Linked DNA regions of Homo sapiens: regions 1 and 2 are each linked to region 3. Evidence: chromatin loops called from intact Hi-C (ENCODE). Cell type or tissue: CD4-positive, alpha-beta T cell. All regions are shown on one strand.

What was found. Hi-C counts contacts between places; a loop is a spot of excess contacts. Peaks named below come from ENCODE experiments on the same cell type or tissue, not always from the same donor. Only the 100,000 strongest peaks of a DNase experiment are listed, where the experiment ranks them.
Region 1: a loop joins it to region 3, with 3 times the contacts of the local background. A loop is called at or near these places in 11 of 110 quality-filtered maps.
Region 2: it touches region 3 in a loop (3-fold over the local background); 12 of 110 quality-filtered maps call a loop at or near these places.

Annotation. Positions count from the first base shown.
Region 1 is chr14:99,177,636-99,185,635 of GRCh38, forward strand. The region is part of intron 3 of BCL11B (BCL11 transcription factor B); the gene reads right to left. Among named protein-coding and RNA genes, the nearest start is that of BCL11B, 91 kb to the right of the region's middle. In CD4-positive, alpha-beta T cell, no CTCF peak of the experiment used is centred here; DNase peaks (open chromatin) are centred at 1,396 and 3,756; H3K4me3 peaks cover 227 bases; H3K27ac peaks cover 7,384 bases.
Region 2 is chr14:99,187,269-99,195,268 of GRCh38, forward strand. The region is part of intron 3 of BCL11B (BCL11 transcription factor B); the gene reads right to left. Among named protein-coding and RNA genes, the nearest start is that of BCL11B, 81 kb to the right of the region's middle. RefSeq lists an enhancer at 4,662-5,223. In CD4-positive, alpha-beta T cell, CTCF peaks have their summits at 1,447, 1,657 and 3,982 (motif pointing left); DNase peaks (open chromatin) are centred at 1,583, 3,963, 4,543, 5,863 and 3 weaker places; H3K4me3 peaks cover 6,264 bases; H3K27ac peaks cover 7,894 bases.
Region 3 is chr14:98,135,456-98,143,455 of GRCh38, forward strand. It overlaps LINC02295 (long intergenic non-protein coding RNA 2295), which reads left to right and starts at 532. Exons shown (of 3, transcript NR_184268.1): 1 at 532-742; 2 at 3,538-3,855. All of the region lies in intron 1 of LOC105370655 (a long non-coding RNA gene), which reads right to left. In CD4-positive, alpha-beta T cell, CTCF peaks have their summits at 3,313 (motif pointing right) and 3,526; DNase peaks (open chromatin) are centred at 756, 2,406 and 3,346; H3K4me3 peaks cover 4,849 bases; H3K27ac peaks cover 6,279 bases.

The DNA.
Region 1 (8,000 bases), 1.0 Mb after region 3:
AAACTTTCATCTACCTGGAAGATTTTAACACAGATGCTAAAGTACAGGGGCCACAAGCTCTGGTGAAGTCAAACGTGCAAATGAATGACCCTTCCCAATATCGGTAAGTTGCCATGGGAAGTGGAGAAAACAGTCCCCTGTCTCACTCTCTCCACCAATCGATTACAGGCCTTCTGAAATCCTAGGCAGACAGCATTTTTGTTTTCCACCCACTAATTATGTTTCTGGAAGGCTGCACTCTTAGCAGTGTTTATAGGCACATAAACTTTCATTTGGAAACCATCTTTTAAAAATCAAGTGACTCGGGGACCAAATACCCTGAATTCCATCCAAGGTCTTGAGTGTGGCCTGTGCCTCTGCCTGAAACTGGACTTGCCAGTTTCTGAGGGGCCGGGACCTCCCCAAGACATCGCATGCCTGCAGCGTCACAGAAGGCTTCGTGCTGTCCGAGGGGCAGGGTGGAGACTCCCCCCGCGACCTCAGAACCAGTTGGCCCAGGACACCAACACTAGAAACCGAGCCAGGCTGTTACAAGTTTGGCATTACATAGGGATTCTTTCCCTCTCCTCTCCTATTCTGTGTGTTTGGTGATGAGAAGACGGTGGTAGGGAGGACAGAAATGAAAAAGGAATTCTGAAGTTCGGCCTCATCCCTCTTAAAAACAGCTCAAGGAGCACCTCTGAGGCTATCTTCTTTCTCCAGGGTGTCTGGGTCATTTCCCTCTCTTAGTCATCCAGGTAACTCAGTTCTCCCATGAAAGAGCCCCTGAGGGGAAACCTCCCCACCTAAGATAGGGCAGGGACGCCTTCCCAAGGCCCTGGGTGGCCGCGATTCTCCCTGTAAGGCCACCCCAACACCACAGCCCTCCTGCTCTGTGCACTCTCAGCGAACAGAGGAAGTGCCCAGCTTCCCTGGTTCTGTCCTACACTTATTAGTGATTGTACTTGGGGAACAGCACGCCTTAGCTCAGACAGCCTCATAGGAGAGCTGGCCAGAAGCCATATTTAGACGACTCCTCACACCCTTTTTGGGAACAAGGCAGAATAAATAAGTAATAAAAAAAGAAGCTAGATAAACATCCTTTTCTGACACAGGAGCTAATAACACAAATGAAGTGCCCCTTCCTGCAGGGTTATAGATCTTCAAATTAAAGATCGTTCCTGTACCCTGCACCACCCTTCAGCCACTCTAATTAATCAATTCACAGCTTTCCGTCGCTTTAGTTTCTCATGTTTTCAAGTCAGGCCACCTCCCTTCCCCCAATCTCTTTTTCATCATCTCTGTTTCCCTGGGAAGTGCTCCAAAGCACTTCCTGTTTCTTGATCTGGGTGGCCACAGATTTTCTAGAAAGTTCTGTGGCTGGTGAGGAAAGAACATGGCTATCAGAGGAAAATGCAGAGCGCTTACGCAGGCCAGCAGTGAAGGCGGCTCTACAGCTGAAATGGCCAAGTCACAGGTTTTTCAACTCAAAAGGGCAGTTACTGGAAGTCAGGTAGCTACAAGTGCTAAAGAGCTCAAGTGTTTCCACTTCTTGTTTGTTTGTTTTAAATGCTTCTGGCTGGGCACGGTGGCTCACGCCTGTAATCCCAGCACTTTGGGAGGCCGAAGCGGGCGGATCACTTGAGGTCAGGAGTTCAAGACCAGCCTGGCCAACATGATGAAACCCCATCTCTGCTAAAAATACAAAAATTAGCCGGGTGTGGTGGCATATGCCTATAATCCCAGCTACTCAGGAGGCTGAGGCAGGAGAATCGCTTGAACCCGGGAGACGGAAGTGGCAGTGAGCTGAGATCGAACCACTGCACTCCAGCCTGGGCGACAGAATGAGAATCCATCTTAAAAAAAAAAAAAAAAAAAAAAAAAAGCTTCTAAAACTAACTTGGAGCAACATAGGGAGGGCATTACCTGTCCATAATTCACCATCAGGTGAGAAGAGCGATGTTTATTCATCAGGCTGGATTTCAGGGCCACCCGTCCTGCCTGGAAAGCTCTTACTGGACCCGTGTCCGGGAACCGCTTTGGTTCCAATACTTCCCTCTGCACAATGGCAAGATTTCACTTCAGGCGATGGCCTCCAGTGCAGGATCTGAAGCCTTCCGATATCCTAAAAATCACCCAGCCCTCAGAGGCCCGCCCTAGACAACTTTCTTTCCAGTCCCCACTCCCTTCTTTTTTTAATAAAACATTCATTTCCTTATTATCACTCCATGGTTATCTCTTGCCCGGAAGTAGCCCTGAGCATGAGGCTTGCTCACTTTCAGAAATGGAACAATGTCAGAAAGTCTTTGAAGAGCCACTCAGAACATTTTTCTATTTGAAAACTCGCTAAATATTTTAAACACATGGCACGCAGTCTCAGACGGCTCATTTTTAAGTGCAGCAAAAGACCCCTGGTGAGCAGGCTGCTTCTGACTGGGGGCTGGCCCACTCCCCTTCCCGGGACCAGATGTTTCCTGGCTGTCACCCCCCTCCAGGAACTGAGGGCCACCTGCCCACAGGTGAGCTGGAGGCTGCACTGTGGAGAGGGGTGACAACTTTATGCTAGCGGCCCAGACAGGCTGCTGAGATTCCCACTGATAGGTCAAGGCCTAGACTATTTAGAAGCGATTTACCCAGCAACATCAAACCTGGCCTACAGACCTAGAAACGTCAGCTACACTTTGCTCACTAAGTCACGCTTGGCAACTCAGACCCAGGGCCTCGTCTTCCCTTGCTTCTTTCCATCCTTCTTCCTTTCTCAGACATTTTTTGTATCCACTGACAGAAACCCACACTGGATCTTCTTTGCTCCACTGGCTCTAGACAGAGCCCCAGGACATCTTTCTCAAATGCAATACCCTGGGTCATGAGAACCCTGGACAACAGCAGTGCGTCCATACCCCTCTGCCTTGGTGTTCCCAGAAGGAGGAATTCAGTCAATTCATTTAACCTCTCTGAGGCTTGACTTCCTCATCAGTAGAATGGGAATAATATACCTGGCTCCAGAGAGGCCTGGGGAGACCAAATGAGCTCCTGTATGTGGGCACAGCCTATAAATCGCACATGGCTATGCAGGCGTTACGATGGGGTTTGCACGTTTTGTTTTTTTATTATCCATCCTTGTACCTGGTCATGGATGTTTCAGTGATGACTTTCAGTATAACTCCAGCAATAATGAAACCCTGGAGGACATTTAATGCAGCCTGCCTCATGCATTAGAGGTTCTAGGGAAGCAGAAACTTGCAAACATTGAGGAAACATCGTTTTTTATTATGATGCTTGGGAACCGACGTGCAGCTGGACTCCTGCAATGAAATGTGACTCTCCCTCTGCCATTAGGCTTTTTTATGAGCATTTAAATAATTGTTCCTCCTTATTAAGCTGGCTACTCTAATAATACCAATAAAGGTATCAGAGATGTTCAATAAAAAACACACCTTTAATTGAAATTATTATCCAATGAAAAGGCCATAATTGATAGGGGTCCTCCTAAGGCCAAGTGATACCAAAGGGAAGGGCATTCCTGCCTGGGTGAGATTTAGTGGCCCACTGCTGTTCGAGAAGGAGCAGCAAGGAGACACCCTCTCGACTCAAGCAGGGCCCGGGGTGATATCCTGAGGTTGGGGGGCTAAAGTAAGAACTGGATTCTGGCTTTACAGGCCCCTCTACAGGTTGCAAAACATTTTACACTAGGCGTGGCATTTCCCATGCATTCACTCACACCATCTTTGCTCACTGTGGCCTCAAGGGGGGCCAGGGGAAAACTGCATCCCAGCTGGCACGTGAGCAAACTGACGCTCAGAGAAGCAAAGCGGCACGGCCAGAAAGGGGCAGGCCACGCTCCTCCTCAGGCTTCCCAACCCCTGAGCAGGGCTCCAGCCCCGCCTCGGCACACAGCACCACCTGAGGCATTTATCGTCAGGGCCTGTTTCACAATGCAAATGGCCACGAAGGAGGTTCTCCCACCACACTGTGAGTGTCCTCCCAGTGGAAGGCACTGATGATGTTTGGTTGGAACCCGGTCAGGTCCACCACAGGCCTTGACCCTGGAGAGGAGAAGGGGAGACGTTTCACAGAGCGAGCAAGCGAGCCTGCGGGGTATGACACGTCACTGGGGACCTCGTGAGGTAGACACCGAAGTGGCCAAATCCAGGGATGGGAAACCAGATCCCAGGGCCCCCTGTGGCAGCTCCCTTCCCCACTCTGGACTTCAGGGTACCCAGTACCCAAGGAGATGGCTGGTTTCACCGGCCAACCACTCAGTCCGCCTCCAGAATCCGTCTGCTAAAGATGCCGTCTCCACAGTTCCAAAATGATCGTAATTATCAGTGTTATCCCTCAGATGTGTAGATTCCTTATTCATTTAAAAACTATCCTCTTTCATGACGTCAGAAAGGAGATGTCCATTGGGCACCGCAGGGATCTATTTAAGTTTCGTGTCTATATCATTCTGGGCACAGCCATCTGCAGAATTGATAACCATCCCTGCCTGTTCCAAATGTATTCCGTGAAACCTCAGCTCTCTCCAAGACAAAGGCGGAACTGGGGAAATAACACTCACAGTGGTAACAAGAAAGCTTTATGAAATCCTTACCACCTGCCAGGCATGAGCTAAGCACACCAAGGACCTCACATGCTGCTCCAACAACCCCTGCAGTACCCACCGTCATGATGACCATTTTACAGATGAAGAAACTGAGGACGGGAAGAGATAGGGGATCCGCCTGGGGCTGCACAGCTGCCCACGGTAAAGCCTGTGCTCTTGTTATGCTGTTCTGATAAACGCTGGGTCAGAAGAGCAGCAGACACACTCCGGGCAGGGATGGGGCTAGCTACCTGGGCCTCAGTATTTTACCTTTCATTTCAGCCCACGTACTAACAAAAATGTCAAGATGTGTTGCTTTTGGCTAGAATTGCAGTAACTCCATGAAATCATGCTGATTATCTCATGGCAAAAATAATAGATGCCATTTAGAAGAGAAAAACCTTTCAAAGCAAGTGGCCCACTGAGGGGTGTAAGTGCTGATGGTAATAGCAGTGGTACTATGACCAATAAGACATGGTCTCCTCTGGTGGTAATGTGCTGAGCCAGCCTCTGGCTAAGAAAGCCACTGCCCCCACACCAAGGCCTGCGGTAGACATTGCCAGTTCATCCCCGCACTCTCCCTCCAGGCCTTGGACTCCTCTTTAACCCCAGGCTCCAGGCAGTCATTGCCAAATAAAGCATGCCTGCACCTCTTTGCCATTCCTGGATCTCAGTAGATGTAAATCCAGTAAATGTGGGATCAAAATAGATTGGGCTGAATGAGCGTGGTAGCACTGTGTGTTCTGCTGAGAACTTTGTCTACATCTGACTTTCATTAATTCACTGAACAAACAGGATCTGGGCCCCCTTCATCTGCTAGGTACTATGCTGGTAGCTAAGGGTGCAGCTCACACTCCAGGGGGGAGACAGGGAACCCCCAGTAACCACTCCATTATTTAATGCAAATTATGAGTGACGCTAGGAGGAGTTCAGGGTGCTGGGAGAGAGAAGAATTCAAGGGTTTGACTCACCTTGGGGGTTCAGAACCCACATGATGCCAGACCCACCCACATCACCTCGTTTAGACCCCACCTAACTCTACACGCAGTGACCATTGACCGAAGAAATAAGGGAAGCCCAGAGAACTTGGATAAGTTGCTCAAGAAGAAATTAGTGACCTTAGCTTATTTATTTAAAATTCATCTTCCAGACTCCAAGCTCCTTGAGGACAGGGACTGCGCTGGTCTTGTGGACTGCTTGGACACCAGCCTGCAACATGGTGACTCACGCAAAGTTGCACTTCAGGACTGCCAGCGGCCGAGACATCCGACAGACCAGGAGTCTTCTCAGCCTCCTGCCAGCACGAGCCATGTTCCTTCCAGACCCACTTCAAAGCCCAGACACTTCGGCCAAGTTGCTGGACACCACAGGGCTTCAGGGTCCTCATCCACACAGGGAAAACAATACCTGCCTTCCTGGGTCGTTCGCTGTAGGATGAGGGCTCGTCGTGGTAAAATACCCCAAATAGGGACCCACATACAGTAGGCACTGGGTACACGGGAGGTGACAGAGACTGGAACTTGGGACTTTCTCTGCGTTTTCTCATGGTCAGCGTTCCTGAAGTCCCACCAAGACAAGGACTAGACCTGGGAGGACACCGCAACTCCACAGTCCACATGCCGCCCTCCACACCGGGCCCCCTCCAGAGAGCAGGGCTCCACTCAGCACTCTCAACAAAAGGCCTCTCTTCCTCAGCAGAGAACACACCCAGCACTGCCCCCACCCCGAAGCCGGCTGCATCCCAACCACCAAAGCATGCCAGAATCCCAGGGGACTACACACAGAACCAAGACAGTATGCCACCACCTCTGCTACCACCCACCCCAGAACCAGGGACAGATCTTCCCAAATCACAGAGCTGGTGGGGCCTCCCTGATACCCAGGACGATGTATCAGGCACCCCAGCCTTTGGGATCCGGTCCCACTTGCTGCCTGCCTTTTGCACACACCCATGAGCTGCCCACTCGCCCTCTCGGTGCCTCCCTTTGGGCAGCGCATTTTCACACCTCCATGCCCTTGCTGGTGCCATTCCTGCTTCTTGGAATACCTGCCGTTTATTCTCTCCCCATAAAATATCTTTTCAGATCCAGCCCAAGTCTAATCCCCTCAGCATTCCACAGCATTGTATTTAGATCTGCTTCATACTGATCACCATACTGAACTGTCATCTTTTGTCTTTGACCTTGGTGTGTTCAGCATGGCTACAGCCTGCACGTGCCAATGTTGGCCTTTTGCTGTCAGGTGGATGCTCACAGCCACTTTGGAAAGTGGGTTTTAACCCAGGTTCTCTAGAGAAAAGAAACTAAGTCTCATCACAGCTGAGTGAGGGGCCCCAGGTCACAGGGCTGGTAAGTGGCAGAGTCAAGATGCACACCCGGGTCCGTCTGACCCCAGAGCGTGTGCTGGGGTCCAGACTCACAACTGGCTGCCCCTCACACAGGGATGGCAGACCCTGTGGTGACCATCCCTGGGAAGGAGCCTGAGCCAGCCCTGTCTAATCATTCCGCCTGCACCTGGGATTGCCAGCAAGCCAGCCCGGGAGGCCAAGCTGAAGGCCTTCGAGGGCAGGAAATGGCCCAGAAGAAAGAGGCTGCACACAGCGAGAAAACCTCGCTCACCCCATAGTGTTGGGTGACCGTCCACTTACCCTCATGGGACCCCTGCAGCAGAGGTGAGCTGTGCGGCTTCATCTGCCTGGACTTAATTCAGGCTTTGAGAAAAACCTTAGGAAGCTGGGCCTACACCCCTCAAACAAAGAGCCCCAGCATTCCCCTTGACAGCCAGATTTTCACAAAAACGCCAGTGAGTCTTGGTTTCCTCCCTCAGGGTCATAGGTGGGGGTCAGGGAGTGGGAGTGGGTTAAACTGTAGACACAGAGAATTGTCAGACAAAGCAGAAACCTCAAGTGACTTTTGAGTACCTGGGGAGGAGGCAGGCAGCAAAACTACATGATGAGGACGGGCGCGGTGGCTCACGCCTGGAATCCCAGCACTTTAGTAGGCCAAGGTGGGCGGATCACCTGAGGTCAGGAGTTGGAGACCAGCCTGGCCAACATGGTGAAACCCCATCTCTACTAAAAATACAAAAATTAGCTGGGCATGGTGGCACGCACCTATAATCCCAGCTACTCAGGAGGCTGAGGCAGGAGAATTGCTTGAACCCAGGAGGCGGAGGTTGCGGTGAGCTGAGATCACACCACTGCACTCCAGCCTGGGTGACAAAGTGAGACTCTGCCTTAAAAAAAAAGAAAAAAAAAAAAAAAACTATATGACCAGTAATGTTCAAGCCAGACACAGAGAACCGGAGGTGCCCAGGCCAAGGAGGGAAAGGTCCGCAAGGTAGGGAGCTGTGTGAGCACACTCAAGGTGCAGGGCGCTGGGCCACGCGACGCAGAAAGCAGCTCTGTTTGCTATAGAATGAGGCAGGTCGGGGGAAA
Region 2 (8,000 bases), 1.1 Mb after region 3:
CGCACAGAGCAATTTTCCATGTGGCAAGTCATCTGCAGCATTTGTGAAAAGCTACAGCACATTCCTAGAGGTTGTCTTTAGAGGTCCCGCCTTCGGATAAGGCACAGAAATCCACTGGAAATAATAAAGAATGCGTTGTCAGAGTCCCTTGAAATCTGCTTTCTGTGAACTTCCCTGAAAAGGGCCTACGCTGTTCCAGTGGGTTTTGGTGGGCCGATAGCTGAGCTCACTTTGATGGTGACGTTCCCCCACGCCGCCCAACATGAGAGTTTTCTGAAAGGATTCTAGAACTCTGGGGACAGGAATTTTGCAGAGAATGTGAAAGAGAAGCACAGAGCAAACCATCCTTATCATTTAATGGACAAATAAAGAGGGAGTTAGGAGATAAACAGGCAAAAAAAAAAAAAAGGCCAGGAGTCGGCTGCAGGTGTGTGAGCGGGGATCAGTGTGTAGCTGTTTCTCACTCACACGTGGGATCTCAGTCTCCCCAGAAGCACCCCATGCAGGCCTTCCTCCTCCTCCTCCTGGAGACAGGAAGTCTCCCCTCTCCATAATTCAAGACTTCCTTCACCAGGCAAGCCTCCATCTTTCCTTTCTTTAAATCCACAAAAAATCTCGACATTCCACCCCAAGAAGTATGGCAGAGCAGTAAATCTCATTTTAATGGAGTGTACGTTTAGCTCCAAGGAGATAATTGACGTTATGGAGAGCCTCGATACCGAGTTATATAGGTTAGCTAATGCAGAGGGGACTCATTACTGACACACTACAAACAAGTAGTAATATATGTATATTGTTCTGAGTGGCGTTAGAGCAAAAGTGTTCCGGTCTGCGGGGATTGATAAAGCACAAGAAAACAGCAGATATGCACTTGTAAATTTGTCTCATTTGTCTCTGAAGTTAAAGGTTATTCCCTTGTTCTGAATTTGTAATAAAAACATGCTAGCCCAGGGTTTGTGGAGAATGTTTGAATATTTAAATTGTGTATAATGATAGGCAATTATAGGGTAAAAAACTGGACCTTATGAATGGGGGGAACACTGTTTGGATCACCAAGTGTTTTCTTTTATCTTTAATGCATTTTGCAAGTAATTTCCCCCCAGTGGGGTTCAGAGACCATTACCCAGTCCCACAACCACTAACCAGTAACTAACCAAGCTTGGGTTTGCCCGGGTGGATAGGCTCTTTTCCTTCTTTTTTCTTTTCCTTTCTTTTGTTAGTTTTGTTTCCTTCGATATGCAGAATACATCTCTCCAACCAATGGCTGGCCTGGGGCTGGGGCTGGGGCTGGGGCTGGGGCTGGGGCTGGGGCTGGGGCTAGGGCTGAGGCTGAAACCGTGGCCTCTGTCCCCAGCAGGTCAGTTCGTCTTTCTGGGGAAGGACAAGGCTGGCCATAGGGAGAGGTCTGAGGGGCAGGGTGTGAATTTCCTCTGCCCCCCACAGTGGGCTCCCTTCTCCCCAACCCTCTCCCGGGAGGAGGGCCAGGGGCTGGTGGGGAGCCCCAGCTGTACCACCGGCTTGGGGCGGGGGGTGGCGCTGCGGCTCCCGCGGCTGGAGCCCAGGTGCCCGCCTGGCCGAGTCTGCTGTCGGCCCAGGTTAACCAACTGCAGTGCTAGAGTAACTCCAGCCAGCTTGTCACCGAGCACAAAAGTCATCAGCCAGTGAATGTTCTTTTCTGCACCACAATTAAGACGAATCAATACGACGTGCCACAAATGGTATTTTACTCTCAATAAGAACTCGAGCTGAGTTTATTCAGAATATTTTAGCGCTTCCCCGGGGGATTTTGGGCCGACGCAGATGGCAAATAAAGTACTCAGCCTAAGGCTACAGCACATTATGGTAATTCTAATGTCAGATGTACTTTAATATACAGCTCTATTTAATCACCCCATTATTTCACATTTCCATATGAAAAACCTGCGGCACTTCTGCGGCGCTTTGCCTCTGCCACCGTGCCAAGCTTCCTCCAGCCGCTGCTGGCTGCCGGGACGTGGTCATCTCGCCAGGCACAGCCTGACACCACCGAAGTTTCCGGGTGCCCGGATGCACAGCCGAGCTGCCTGGTGCCGCTAGAACATCAGAGGACTCTAAGATGCACCGAACGCCACCATGGGCGGTTATGGAAGAGAAAAGCTGCACGCACACTACATGCACACACACATGCAAGTTCACAATAAAATGCAGGGGGATGTGTGTCCACGTGGGCACACACGCACACCCACACACACAGTGTGCAGGAGAGAAACTAATGTCGACAAGGAGTTACACCCACGCTCCTAACACGGCCCTCTCCAGACACCAACACCCCAGCATGGCGGCTACTGGGTCAGCAGCTGGATCCAATCACAACGCTGGCTCCAGCCTGCGGCCCCAGCAGCTGTGCCCATTGGTTCTCCCAGGACTGCCCCCCACCCCATGAGGGCAGGATAAAGGCATCATCCACACCAAGGGGCAGAAGGAGGCCAGGCTGATGACAAAGCCAGAGGGGAGTGCACGAGGTAGAGCGGGGGATGAGAAGGGCTGGGAAACTGCTGCCCACACTGTGTGGGAGCACCTGGAGCAAGAAGGCCCCCAAGATGACCCTTATCGGGGACTATGGGCACTAGGGAATTGAAGCCTAGAGGTCCAGGCCCAGGGGAGGTGGAGTTCTGTGAATTCCAAGTGGCAGGAGCACCTCAAGGCTGGCTGGGCTGGCCCGCAGAAGCAGGGGTGTGGGCCGAGCCCAGGAAATCACTCTCAAGGCACTCCAAGAAGCCCAGCACAGCACCTGCTGACAATCCAATTCTAGATTTCCCAAAGACAGGTTTTGCTGATGGATGCAATGACACCTGGCACCCGACCCTACTGGGTGTCCCAATAATGAGCCAACACTTAAAGCCACATAACATGATTCACAGAAACAGTTACAGCATATGTCTTTAAAACAAGGCACTTGGGCCAGGCGCGGTGGCTCACGCCTGTAATCCCAGCACTTTGGGAGGCCAAAGCGGGCAGATCACGAGGTCAGGAGATCAAGACCATCTTGGCTAATACAGTGAAACCCCGTCTCTACTAAAAATACAAAAAAACTAGCCAGGCGTGGTGGCATGCGCCTGTAGTCCCAGCTACCTGGGGGTTGAGGCAGGAGAATCGCTTGAACCCGGGAAGTGGAGGTTGCAGTGAGCCGAGATGGCACCATTGCACTCCAGCCTGGGCGACAGAGCGAGACTTCGTCTCAAATAGAAATAAATAAATACTAATTTTTTTAAAAAGGCACTTGTCTGTGCCTTTGTTTTGTTTTGTTTTTTTAGTGAAGTCCCATTCCTAACAATGGGGAAAAAAATCTCTAAGGGAAGGAGGGAAGAGGAAGGAAGGAAAGGAGGGAGGAAGGGCAGTAAAACTGAGAAAGTTCCAACACACACTGCCAAAACCACTGGCAAATTTCTCAAAAGCATCCATTCACCAATAAGGCTATCAGTAAGCTAATTCTAGAAAGAAGAATTGTTCTAAAGCTCGGCATGGCAAATATTTCAGAGAAAAACTGCTCGACTGTTTGAAGGTACAGATGTCTGACCTACCTGGCCATTCCAACTCCTACAGGTGCGACTGTGACAGACAGCTCACCACCTCCACTCCCACCGCCCGCTTCGGCCACACGGGGGGGGTCACCCTCAAATTAGGGTCATCCTGTTACTTCTTTTTAAAATATGCTTTGGGGGTAAAATCTAACAATGGGAATTCAGTCCCAATTTTCAAGGAAGGCCTTTGATTCCACTCTTTTATTATTGGTTATTCTTGAACCTCAAAATAGATACTAATATTCCCCCAGGCCTTTTCCAGGTTGTTGTCAGTTAGAAAAAAACAGCCTAGGACAGTGGTTCTCAACTGAGGGTTGTTTTGCCCCTCCAGGAAACCTGCGGCAATATTTGGAGATATTTGTGATTGTCAAGACTGAAGGGGCTTGGGCTTTGGGGTGCTACTGGCATCTAGTGGGGAGAGGCCAGGGATGCCACTGCACATCTACGATGCACAGGACATCTCCCCAACAAAGGATGAGCCAGTCCACATAGCAACTGTCCCAAAAGTGGGCAGCCCTGGGCCACACCCGTCAACTTAAACACTGGCTTCCTTGTGGGGACCGCACCTAAATCTAAAAAAAAAAAAATAGACTGAAAGAGAAAGTGGGGAGTCAGGAAGAGAGTGGGAAAGGGAGAAAGAGGTGGAGAGAATTGAAAAGACAGAGAGAAGAGGAGGGGCCCACACCATCTACTTCTCTGGCAATAAAGAAACTGTGGAATCCCAGTCAATTTCATCATTGTAGAAATCATTTGAATTCCAGAGTTGCCTGGAGCTGAGAATCTGGGGCTCCTAGGGAGCTCCGAGCCTCGTGAAGGGGGAAGGCAGCCTGAAATGGCAGAGGGGGCAGGGGGACTGCATTTGTCAGCACCCCCCTGCCCGCAGCCCTCCACCAAAAAAAAAAAAATGCTCCGAGTGACTTCCCTCCAGAGCTGGGCTTGGCCACTAAGGCAGGGATGTCAGGGGCTGCCCTAGATTTGGTGGCTCAGCTGTGAGCCCTGCAACAGCGGCTGCAGGAGATGAAAAACAAATATATACTTCCTGAAGTCAAAGAGATAAAAATACAATTTCTGCTGCGTATGCCACTCTTTCACGCAGCATCAACACTTATGTGGGGTGACGGGGGGAGGAGGATGACCACGCAAGCTTAAGTGATTTTTTTAAAAAACACGATCCAGAGAGATTACATAAAAAGTACAATTAAGGGACGCTCAGAATCCCGAGGCCTTCAAGAACGTGCTAGCTCCGGAATATTTTTAGAACAATCACTGGAGTGATTCTTCTTAGTTGTAGAAACACTCCAAATCAGAAAGTCAATTTTTCCTCTATTTGCAGCAGTGCTGGCTCCACTGGACGGAATGCGTGTGTTTTGCTTGGCGGCTGTTCATAATACTGTCTTGGCAGCGTTTCCTTGGAGCGCACACGGTGAACCTGGCTCTCGCATACAGTAGCACTTTCATTTTAAGCGCCCCAGCCACGCTTCCCTAATAACAGCCTGGGAACTGCAAAACCCCTGTAAGCCCAGCCCTTTAAATGGGGAACAGAGCAGGGCTTTCGGGGCCCCGCTCGCCACAATAGGGACTGTAAACTGGGGCTGGTGCTTTCAATCAAGAAACGTGGCTCTCGTTAGAAGGCAGAAAATAAAACAATGCCGGCACGTTCTGGAGACCACAGCGCGCTACCTTTCACCTCGTCCTCGCCACACACACCCAGGCCCAGCCCCGCTGCCTCCTCTACCCTCCTGCTGTCCTGCCAGGTACCAGGTGTACCAGACCGGCTGAAGTTTGGATGGGAAGGGACATGGCAACTTGGGAACCACACTGGGGCTGGGGCTGTGGGCCAGAAAGATCTGATTCTCCTGCTTCCTAGCCTTGGCTGAACATGAATGAGTGAGCTCAACTCTGAGCTCCAAGTTCCTTATCCATAAATGCGAGTGACACCTGTATTGAGGATGTGGAAAGATTCCAGAGCGTGCATGGAAGAGTCCTGCCTCTGGTCAGTGCTCAATAGAGAATGCTATTTAATGATCAAAATGTAAATGAGTGAATGAATGAATGAATGAATGAATGAGTGAATGAATGGATAAAAGAGTGAATGAATGAATGAGTAAATTAGTGAATAAGTGAATAAGTGAATGAATGAATGAGTGAATAAGTGAGTGCAAGACAGCAGGATGGGGCTAAGAGGGGCTAAGATGAGATGGGACCGCTCATGAACAAATCCCCAAACCCCTCTCTGTCACTGATCAGCCACCGTGGTCAGCCACTGCCACCAAGTAGTCGTCATTCAAAAGGGGCCTTCCAGGTACAATTTCAGCCCCTCCCTGGCATCAAGAAACGTAGTGATTTCGGCCTCTTACAACTGGCTCATCACCACTGTCTGTTCGCACACTCCTCTTTCTTTCTCCCTATGTTGTTTACAAAGGTTTCATTATGTTTTCAACTAATCAGAAAGGCCCCGCTAATACACAATTAACATGTGATTATAAAAAAAATTAAAATAGCTTCCAGAAGAAGGAAATGTAATTAAGTAGAGAATGCTTTTCAATAAGTGCTTGCTTTAACCCATTGTCAGAACACAGTCTACGTTCGTCCACAATGCCTAGAACAGATGCCAAGGGCAGAATGTTAAAAGGAAGTTTAAAAAAAAAAGGGGACATTATTTTCTGGGGGAATAATAGCCATCAACTTGGTACAACATGCCGGAGAACTCGGATTCCGGCTGCAGAGGAGAGACCCTCCTCCCAATCCTCTTACCTCTTTTTTCTGGAGAAAGAAAAAAAAGTTTCCCTTCTAAAAAAATGAAATAAATGATTAAAGCCAAATCTAAGATAATAAGAATACATGCAACTAAATAGAGAAACCAACAGCCAAACACACACACTAACGAACCCCACTGCCAACAGAAGTTCTGGTCCAGACCATGAAGAGGGTTTGATAGCACCTCTTTTTCATCAAGTCTGTGATCATTTTGTTTCAAATCATTTCTGGCCAAATTTCAGAAGGGATCTGTCTTTTTAAAACCCCAAATCTAAAATGCGTTTGTAGACTCCTGTTTGAAAAGCAGGCTGACCAATCTGAAGGATTTTATTTCTCCCCCTTCTCTGCAGCCATCCCAAAGCAGTGCTCCAGCCAATGAGATCCGGCCATTTTATTGGCCCCAATGCTTGTCAATATGAATGGGGGTACTGGGGGTTTCAATGGTTTCTGCCAGACAATATGGGCCCAAAGCAAATGGCAAATTCAGTGATTTTGCAAGGAATGGGAATGTCGTGAGAAACGTGCATGACCCCACACATGAATTCTCCCAAACATGATGGAGAAGACGAAATATCAGGAAGCTCAGGGCAGGTGACAGGGCGACCACCTGGACACCTGTCCTCCCTCCTCACAGCCCCAGCACAGAGCAAGTGCTGCTGGCCCCGGACTGTCCCCCAGCAGCAGAAGTCACAGTCAGCAAACCGCCAAGGCCTTCCCCGGACTGCACTGGCTTACAGAACACACCCAGTTCTGGTAAGATGGGCCCGCCAAGGAGCCAGTGCTCCTGGACAACATCCCTAGGGGGTGGCAGGGCCAGGAAGATGCCTGTAGGCATGGCCAGAGCTCTGTCCTTCTCGGCTTCTGCCCTGTGGGGCACCCAGAACCCCATCCAGTGTTGCCCATGCACCTTGAACAAAGGACTGAACACTATGGGGTTCTATTCCCAACCAGCTATGACTCGGCAGTTATTAGCTGGGCAACCCTGGGGAAGGTGCTTAACTTCTCTGAATCTGTCCTTCGGTGTGAAAGGCCTTGTCTGCAAAATGGCCCCCAGAGGAAGCTAATATTTTCCCTGTCACTCAGGGGAGAAAGGTGAGATTCAACCAGGTTGCGTGGCTGGTCCTACAGGAAGTGAAGGAGCTGGGACCCAGGCTTGGATGACTTGGCTCAAAAGCAGTCTCAACCGTGGAGCAGACGGCCTTCGATAATAGCAACCCCCGAGGATGCAGACAGGCCTGAACCACGGGCACCCGACCAGTAGGACCTTGGTCAGTCCTTACCACGATCCCATCTTACCTCAGCTCCCAAGTGCAGAAGCCAAGGCTCAGGAACAAAGCGCGTCTACCCAAGGCCATCCAGGCAACAAGGCAGGTCCAGCCAGCCTGCCCTTGCTCCTTCCACCAATAAGTCACCTTAGCACAGAGCCATCTCCCCCAGGTGCACAGATGGGAAAACGAAGGCTGCCCAGCATGCAGAAAGGGCTTCCTGAGGTCGCACAGCCCAAGGATGAGGCTGGCGCAGGAACTCGAGCCTTCAGACTCCTCTTCTGCCCAGATGATCAGGGGACTGAAAAGTACCTAAAGCAAGCCAAGATGCGTTCTCAGGAAAATATGTGGAGCGAACTACCTGGCTTCCTGACCTGTACTTTCAAGCCCCACTGTCAAATCCACCACAGACACCAAC
Region 3 (8,000 bases):
TATACAACTCTCATATTGAAATGTCGGCTGCAGATATATGCAATATTAAAGAGCGCTTATGAATTTTTGACATCTAATTAGTCGCTACCCTGTTAACATGTCAGGACTCAGAGGGATTAGGGAGGCAGCCCTTTCTGAATAAGTTACAGTGAGGCTCCTGTCCTTTTCATGTATTATTCTTTAATGTAGGTGGTGATTATTTGGCTGTGATTAATTGATGAAGCCCATTGGTCTGGCAAGTGGTGCCGAATTCACCATTCCTCACTTTTATTTCTCTCAGTAGGGTTCTGCCACTTAATCGGAAGGACCTGCTTCCTTCCAGGCAATCTCTCTGTGCAGCGTTCTGGGGCAGAGGGACTGTTCTGGGTGACCCACCTAGACCCTTTCACAGCTCTTGGCTCCCTGGTCAGCAGTGGGTTTTGCATCCTGTCTTCTTGGACAAGCCCTGTGCCCTGTGCCCCCTGGCCAGGCATGTCTGAAATGCAGTGGCACCCCCTATACAAAGGCTTCCTGTTGCTCCCCTTTTCTCTCATATCTGATTTTCGAGCCTTGCTTTCTGGTACCTTTAACACCTGTAGCTCCCTGCCTGGCTCAGTTTACTTCTGGGTTCAGCTGCCTGCCAAGACGCCAGGTGACAATCGGGGCTCTCCAAGGCCGCTCCTGCCATTGTCTCCAGCTGTGGGGCCCAAGAAACCACACACGTGAGATGCACAGTCTGATATGGCCGGCTCTGCCCCTCTGGGTAAGTGATACCAAGCTCTAAAAAAAGGCAACAATGAGAAGCGGATGTTGGGGAGAGGGGACCTGCTGGCTGCTGCTTTTGGGCACTGCCCCATGGGTGTCAAACACCCTGCTGTGTGCAGGCAGCTTCCGCCTCCTAGGAACTCTATGCCCACACAGTCCTCCCAGAAGCTCCTGTCCCAGCTCCCTGGGCTCCCACGGAGGAATCCTCTTTCACAGTGGGTTCTTAGGAATGTCAGATCTGATAGTCTTGGATTTGAAGCTGGGCAAGATTTTTAACATTTTAGATAAAGCAAGCAGGGAAATGATTTGTGAGTATAGCTCTGTGTTTAAGCACAGGGAGAGGGAGGTGTTTTCTGCTTCACCGCATGACTCCCCTTCCATACACCCACATGTGCATGCAGGCACACACATGTATACACACAGGTGCATGCATCCATACACACAGACCCACACATGTACACATACAGGCCCACACACACCCATAGATAGACACACACACTCCCAGGTACACATGCAGGTGCACACACCCATGCACACACAGGCATACACAGGTACACACACAGACACACACTCTCTCTCCCACAGCTTTCTAGACAAAGGCTCTGCCATCAGACTTTCGTACCCTGGCCTCCTGGTTTTATGAACAAATAATTCCTTTTTTTGCAAAGCAGAATTCCCCGCCCCCATTATAAACTCCCACCATTCAAATCTATAATTGGGGGAGTAACAGAGCTGTGGCCGACTTATCTTTTTAAATGCACCGACCCTGGACGAGCCATCCTAAAAATGTGTAATTATAAATAAACCTTCACCTATGTCAGCTGGCAGGGTTTTTAATTACTGCACTTGATGTCAATCAAGGCCAGCTCTGGGTATGCATGTTAGGGGGCAATTTCAGAGGAATTTTGCGGACATAAGCTGTTTGCCTTATTCTATTATCTGCATTTAAAAGGGGAGAGGAGGAGATAAGGCGACAGCCAGGAGGGGAGAGAGAAAGAGCAGCTCATGGAAAGAAAATGGTGGGGGAGGCATTTTACCGAGGCTGCAGCATCCTGCTGGGGCTGGGGAGGGCAGATACTGGACATCTCTCCTAACCCAGGGCCCCACACTGCTGGCCCCCTCTTTGTCTCCCAACCCTTTCTTGCAGGAAGATAAGGAGGGAGATGGGAGTGAGGTGTATATTTGCTGATGGAAGGGGGTGGAGGGGGCCCCTGCTAATCATGTGGGGACAAGGCGGGGATGAGGGTGGGGGTAGGATGAGGGTGGGGGTAGGATGAGGCAGGGAAGGAGAAGATCAGGAAGAGCAAGAAGTGTTGGGGGGAAGCGCTAAAAGGAAAAAAAATCAATTGATGCATATTCACTTTCTCCTCCACTGCGGATTCTATCCGAAGGAAACACTGAACTTTGTAGTGTTAGCAGCAGCTGAAATTTAGAATTATTGTTTCCTTCTAACAGAAGACTCATTTTCCACGGCCGCATTTGCAGCATAATAAGCTTTTTGTTATTTTTTCAATTAGAGTCAATTGACCTAACAAAATGCTTGGCAATTAAGTGATTTTTGTAATGGTCCGGGGGTAATTTAGTCGAGCTTGTCAGCTGTGTTTCATGAAGCCAGGCTGTCTTTTTTTTTTCCCCACTGCCTCTCTCTCTCTCCCTCTCTCTCCCTCTCTCTCTCTCTCTCTCTCTCTCCTCTCTCTCGAGCATAATGGCTCATAATTTCGAAATCTTTTCCTTCTGTTTCCCTCACAATAATTCGCAATTACAGGAAGTTGTTGGAGGTGATTTTTTTTTCTACCTTGCCTTTTGAGTCAGTAATTTTAAATAAAATGTACATACTTATAAAAAGGCAGCTATTACTGAAATCACTTTTTGTGTAAACTCAATTATTTCATGAATAGTGACACCAGCTTATACTGGGTCCCACTCCTGAAGGCTGAGGCATTATTATCTTCAGGGTAAAAGGTTTGGAACATTCAGAACACTCTTTCCAAATCAAACCAGCATTCAATAAGGTAAACACGACTTCAGGAGAGCAGGAGGCGGCTGGGTTACCTGGCCATGAAAAATGGCAACCTCCGGGCAGCCCTCATCTCTGTTTCCTCCCCTGGGCAAGGACTGGACTTTGGCTTCTCATCCTCTGATTTATGAGGAAATTCCTCATTTGCCTAATTGATTCATTTTCTTAAGACGACATCTGGAGTTACATTTTCTTTTAAAAGGCTGCAGTTAGAGCTGATGACTAGCTCAGATGTTCCTTCATTGTGTTACTATCTGTTTATACCTATCTTAAAAATATATAATATTCTGCACGTATCTGCATACGTGCATACATACAGAAATAGCAGAAAGACGTGCTGGTGTTTTTTCAGACAAATTCGCCTAGGAGGTAATGTGAGTCGTTATCAGGATTCATCTTTAACCTTTAGGAGGCTCATGTACATTTTCACATTGCCTTATGTGTTTGAAAATGATCTCTGCCTTCTACTCCTGAGTTACAATCCCTGGTTGACTTTAGTTGCCCCCACTGTGAAAAACAACTTAGCAGTAGCCCACTTCGTTCCTTGGTAAAAATCTCCCCAGTAGGGGGCAGTAGAAGAGCAAGCCAGCGGAACCCCATTTCGGCTGGCCCTTTAACAGGGCCAAGACTTCCCCGCTCTGGGAGGCCCATCCCCTCTTGGCTCCCGTTGGAACGCAGAGTTGGAAAGATCCATTAGTACAGAACACTGGTTTTGAATTGGTCTCCCAATTCTGTCTGGATAACATCTAATCAAATGCTCCTCCCTCTCCTTTTAGGTTTTATATCTTTTCAAAGTGATTCATTGAAAGCTGTGGCTGTTGTCAGCTGGGTGCTGGGAGCACTGAACAAATTCCCTGCCTAGGTTGTGTAGACAACGTGGGGAATGGGAGACCCTTGGGATCCTGATGGTCTCGCCAGGCCTACTGAGACAAGTGTCCAGTGCCATCGGACCTGTGCTCATGCAGTTACTTACTACCATGTGAATCTGACCATCAAAATTCTTCCTACATTTCAATTCCCCCAACTCTAAAATGAGGAGGTTGGGCTTGATACCATCTCAGAACTCTTCCAGCTATAAACTGCAAACCAATCAGGTATTAATTAATTCATTCATCCACTCTTTACAAGATGCACCCTGATCTGCAGAAGACATTCCTGTGTATAACAGAGTCATCATATTCTTGGGTTTGATTTGTTCTTTTTTAAAATATGGAATTTTTGTTTAATTCCAAATGGTTTTCTTTATTCTTTTTGTTGTTGTACAATTTACCCTCAACCAAAGAAAGAATAACGATAATTTGGAGAGTTAAACTTATTTCATAGCTTTAAATAGGTGTGTGATTTCCACAGTGACTGACGTCTTACCTGTATTTTGAGATATTTGGAAATCTTTACCTGTTTCCCCAGTGGTCATGGACAGCCTTGGGCTTGACTTGGTTTAGATTCTCAGACACTGTGGTTTGGACTGGGCTGGGGCTGGGCCCAGCCTCTCAAGGCTTTGATTAATCCACTGCACCTCTCATTTTCCTGACTATAAAAGAGAAGCTACAGTTCTGAATAAGCATCTTGCAGAAGAAAGAAGCCAAAGCAGAAAGTATTAAACTTTCATCCAGCACCATAGGAGAGATGTAGTTATTAAATTTCAGCTGCTTATCAAACTGATATGAAAGTCATTTTGCATGATTGCTTTGCATCCTCAAATCTTCTGCTTTTATTTGCAATGCATCTCCGTGCTTTCTTATTAGAAAAATACTCAAAGGATAAAAAAGCTGATAATATTATTCGGTTTTGACAATTAGGTAGAAAAAGCATTCAAAGAAGTGCTTTTTTATTGCAGCTGGTAATACTATTGGAGGTCCTCCTGATAGCAGTCTATACTGATGCTACCCAAGGTGACACTGGTTTTATCTTTTAATTGCCGTGTACTGGTTATACTGGATCTGGGCAAGGGAGGCTATTTCTAATCTTTGCATTGGGACATAGGACTCTAGCTTATATGACAGGTTCAGCTTATCCTGAACCTCTTGCATTTGCTCACTCTTGACTTTATGTTGTGTCCACTGCTCTCACTTGTATTGGGCCTAGGATGAGGACTTTTGCTGACTATTCAACACACCTTTGTTGAATATTTACTGTGTGTTGGGAAATGCCTTAAGACCCAGAGATGTAGCTTCAAGCCATAGACCACCTACAATTGAATTTTATCTCCCCTTTTTCAATTAAATCATCAGAGTTCACTTTTAAATTATATGCACATATAAAATTCTAAATTATGTATACATTTATGCACATAAAGATATATGATTTTTTTCATCATTTCACTATCTTTTCGTGGTCCACAGAATGCAAAAATGATTATTTTGACTTATTTGCCAGTTCTATGGACCTTATTTTACTTTAGCCTTTTAAATAGCTCTATGAGGTAGAGACTCATTTTCTTTTGACAACAGAGGAAAGTGAAGCTTAGTGGGGTAAAGAGACTTGTTCAGGATCATACAGGTGGTATATGACATCTATGTGATTCAAGTCACGTCTGTGAGACTATAAAGCAGTGCTATCTTTTGGCCTTAGCCTACTGCCAGCATCTCCGTTAGCATCTCTCACCAATAGTCGTCAATGCCCTTTATTTCCATGTGTTCAGATTCTAGCAAAGTAGGGAGAGACCTCAGCACAACGGGCATCATCACCCAGTAATAGACATGAGCACCAAGGCTTTGGGAGCTGAGACAGAGGAGTAGGCGCCCCATGCACCAATATCTCTAAGCCCCATACTTTCTGCTTTTTTGCAAGGAAATGGAGATTGCTTACCACAACCATTAGACTGCTGCTGACAACAAGGGAGATGCAGCCACTGAAATCTAATTCTGGAGAGCTAAAGGGACTCTTGTCGGAAGAGGGAAGTGGTAGCTGTGCCCCGTGGAAATAGCTCAAACTGAAAGTCAAGGAAGATCCTAATTAATTTAACAATAATTTGTTGAGGTCCCACCATGAGCCAGACCTGGTTCTTGGTGCTTGGGATAGCAGGGAAACACATGAAGGCAAAGATGCTTGCAACGGTGGAACCTACGTTGTAACTGGGGAGTCAGACTAAACAGCAAGCCACAGCACAACATGTCAGAAGACAGTGTGCTATGGAAAAAATAAAAGTAAAGCTGGGTCAGGCAGAAATGGGGAGCAGTTTCAGTTTTCATATTAAATACCCTGATCAGGAATGTGAGATCTAGCCCCAGATATGTCTTGCGCATCTTTTCCTTCTAGGCTTCATATTTCATGAACCAAAATTTCCCAAACTTGATGGATCTTAGGAATCACTAAGGAGGAATGCGGTTTTTTAACTTTATAGAATCCCAGGCTCACCTAGGGATTCAGACTACCAGATTCTTCTGGACCTGGAGCCTCAGAATCTGCATTGTTTAACAAACCAGCCCAAAGTATTACAGATGTACAGCTTTATTTAAGAAGCCCTGGACTAAAAGGCCAAGCGTACTCTAGGGGCTCTAGAGTGAATCCTCTCTGTTCATCATCTCTGTGACCTTGGGAATATTATTGAACAAAGAGGTATTCTTTAACTTCTGTGGTTGTTAATGTGGGTTAACTAATACAACAAAAGTTGGCAAAACACCTAGCCCAGGTCTTGGCACAACATTGGGGCCATGTTTTTTTTTTTTTTTTTTTTTTCCTATTCCTCCTCATGGCACTAACATCAAATCATACTTCGTTGAAATTATGAACACAGGAGAAAGCCATTTGAATAGAAGCAGCAAGCTCTATAAAGGCTGAGAAAAGAGGAGAATAAAAAATTCGTAAGCTCAGGCATACTGAGTTATGCCTGTAATCCTAGCACTTTGGGAGGGAAGAGGGAGGATCTCTTGACCTCAGGAGTTCAAGACCAGCCTGAGAAACATAGCAAAACCCATCTCTACAAAAAATTAGCCAGGCATGGTGGCACATGCCTGTAGTCCCAGCTACTCATGGGGGTTGAGTTGGGAGGATCACTTAAGCCCAGGAGGCCAAGGCTGCAGTGAGCCCTGATAGTACGACTGCACTCCAGCCTGGGTGACAGAGCAAGACCCTGCCTCAAAAACAAAAGCAAAAACAAAAAGAATTTGTAAAGTGGTTACTCTGCCAAGAGAGAAAAATAACTCTAAGCCGTAATTTAGGCAGAGCCCATTTTACCAATGGGGTTGTGAAAATATGCATTCAAGTAGCTGAGATGATGAAGAAAGGATGGATCTTAATATTCTCCATAATTAATGCTCTCTATATTGGATGGGGTCTGATTTCCTCCAGGTTAGGGGTGACGGGAGACAGTGATCACTGAGTCTAGCTGGCTCAATGTCAGTAAGAACTGCTGCTATCTCTCTTGTTTGCACAAAAACCTGACATTCTGCCTTTGCCATAGAATTGTCTGCCATAGAATGAAATACAGCAGAAACCTGTATTTCATTCATCACCTCAGCTCTTACAAAGCTGAAATTGTATTTAAAAATTAAAAATGAAACAGAAATACAAGTGCCAAAGAGTGCACAGCACAAAAATATTCATCCATGCAAGGGAGGAATTATCTCTTTCACTTTTACCTCCCAAGCAGGCTCCTCCCGCTCCCCGCATCACTCCTTATCCTTTTACCCTGCTCTGTGCTTTATAGGACTTATTCCCACCTGATATATCATCTATTTCATTTGGGGTTTTGTTTGCTTGTTTGTTTTGCTATATACCATTACTTTCTCCCTCTTTTCAATACAGTGTCTTTGCTCACTGCCCCATCCCCTAACCTACCATGTTACAGGTGCTCAAAAAATATTTTTTTGAATAAATGAATCTCAACTCACTCCAGTTTTCCTACTGGTGGCATGTCACCGATCTAGTTATTCTGTCTTATAAGTTCATCTAGGCCACTAAGCTGGCATGATCATAGTATTAAAGGCAATTCAAAAAAGAGAGAGAGAAAAAAATACAGGGAGAAAGAGGAAAGTAATAGGAAATTGAGTATAAAGGCATTCAATCCAGCATTATCAGCTTTATAAATTATATGTCAATGTCTGTAGACTCCACGTATCTTATAGCTTAAATTTTAATTTGGGGTGTTTTTTTGTGGAATCCACCACGGTAAGGGCAGAGCAAGATTTTAATGGCCAAAGGCTATTTGCAGATTTGCTTGCAAAATTGCCAATTTCAAATATATTACAGAGAATTTGGACAAGACTGAAATATATTTGCAATGAGTCAAATATAGAGT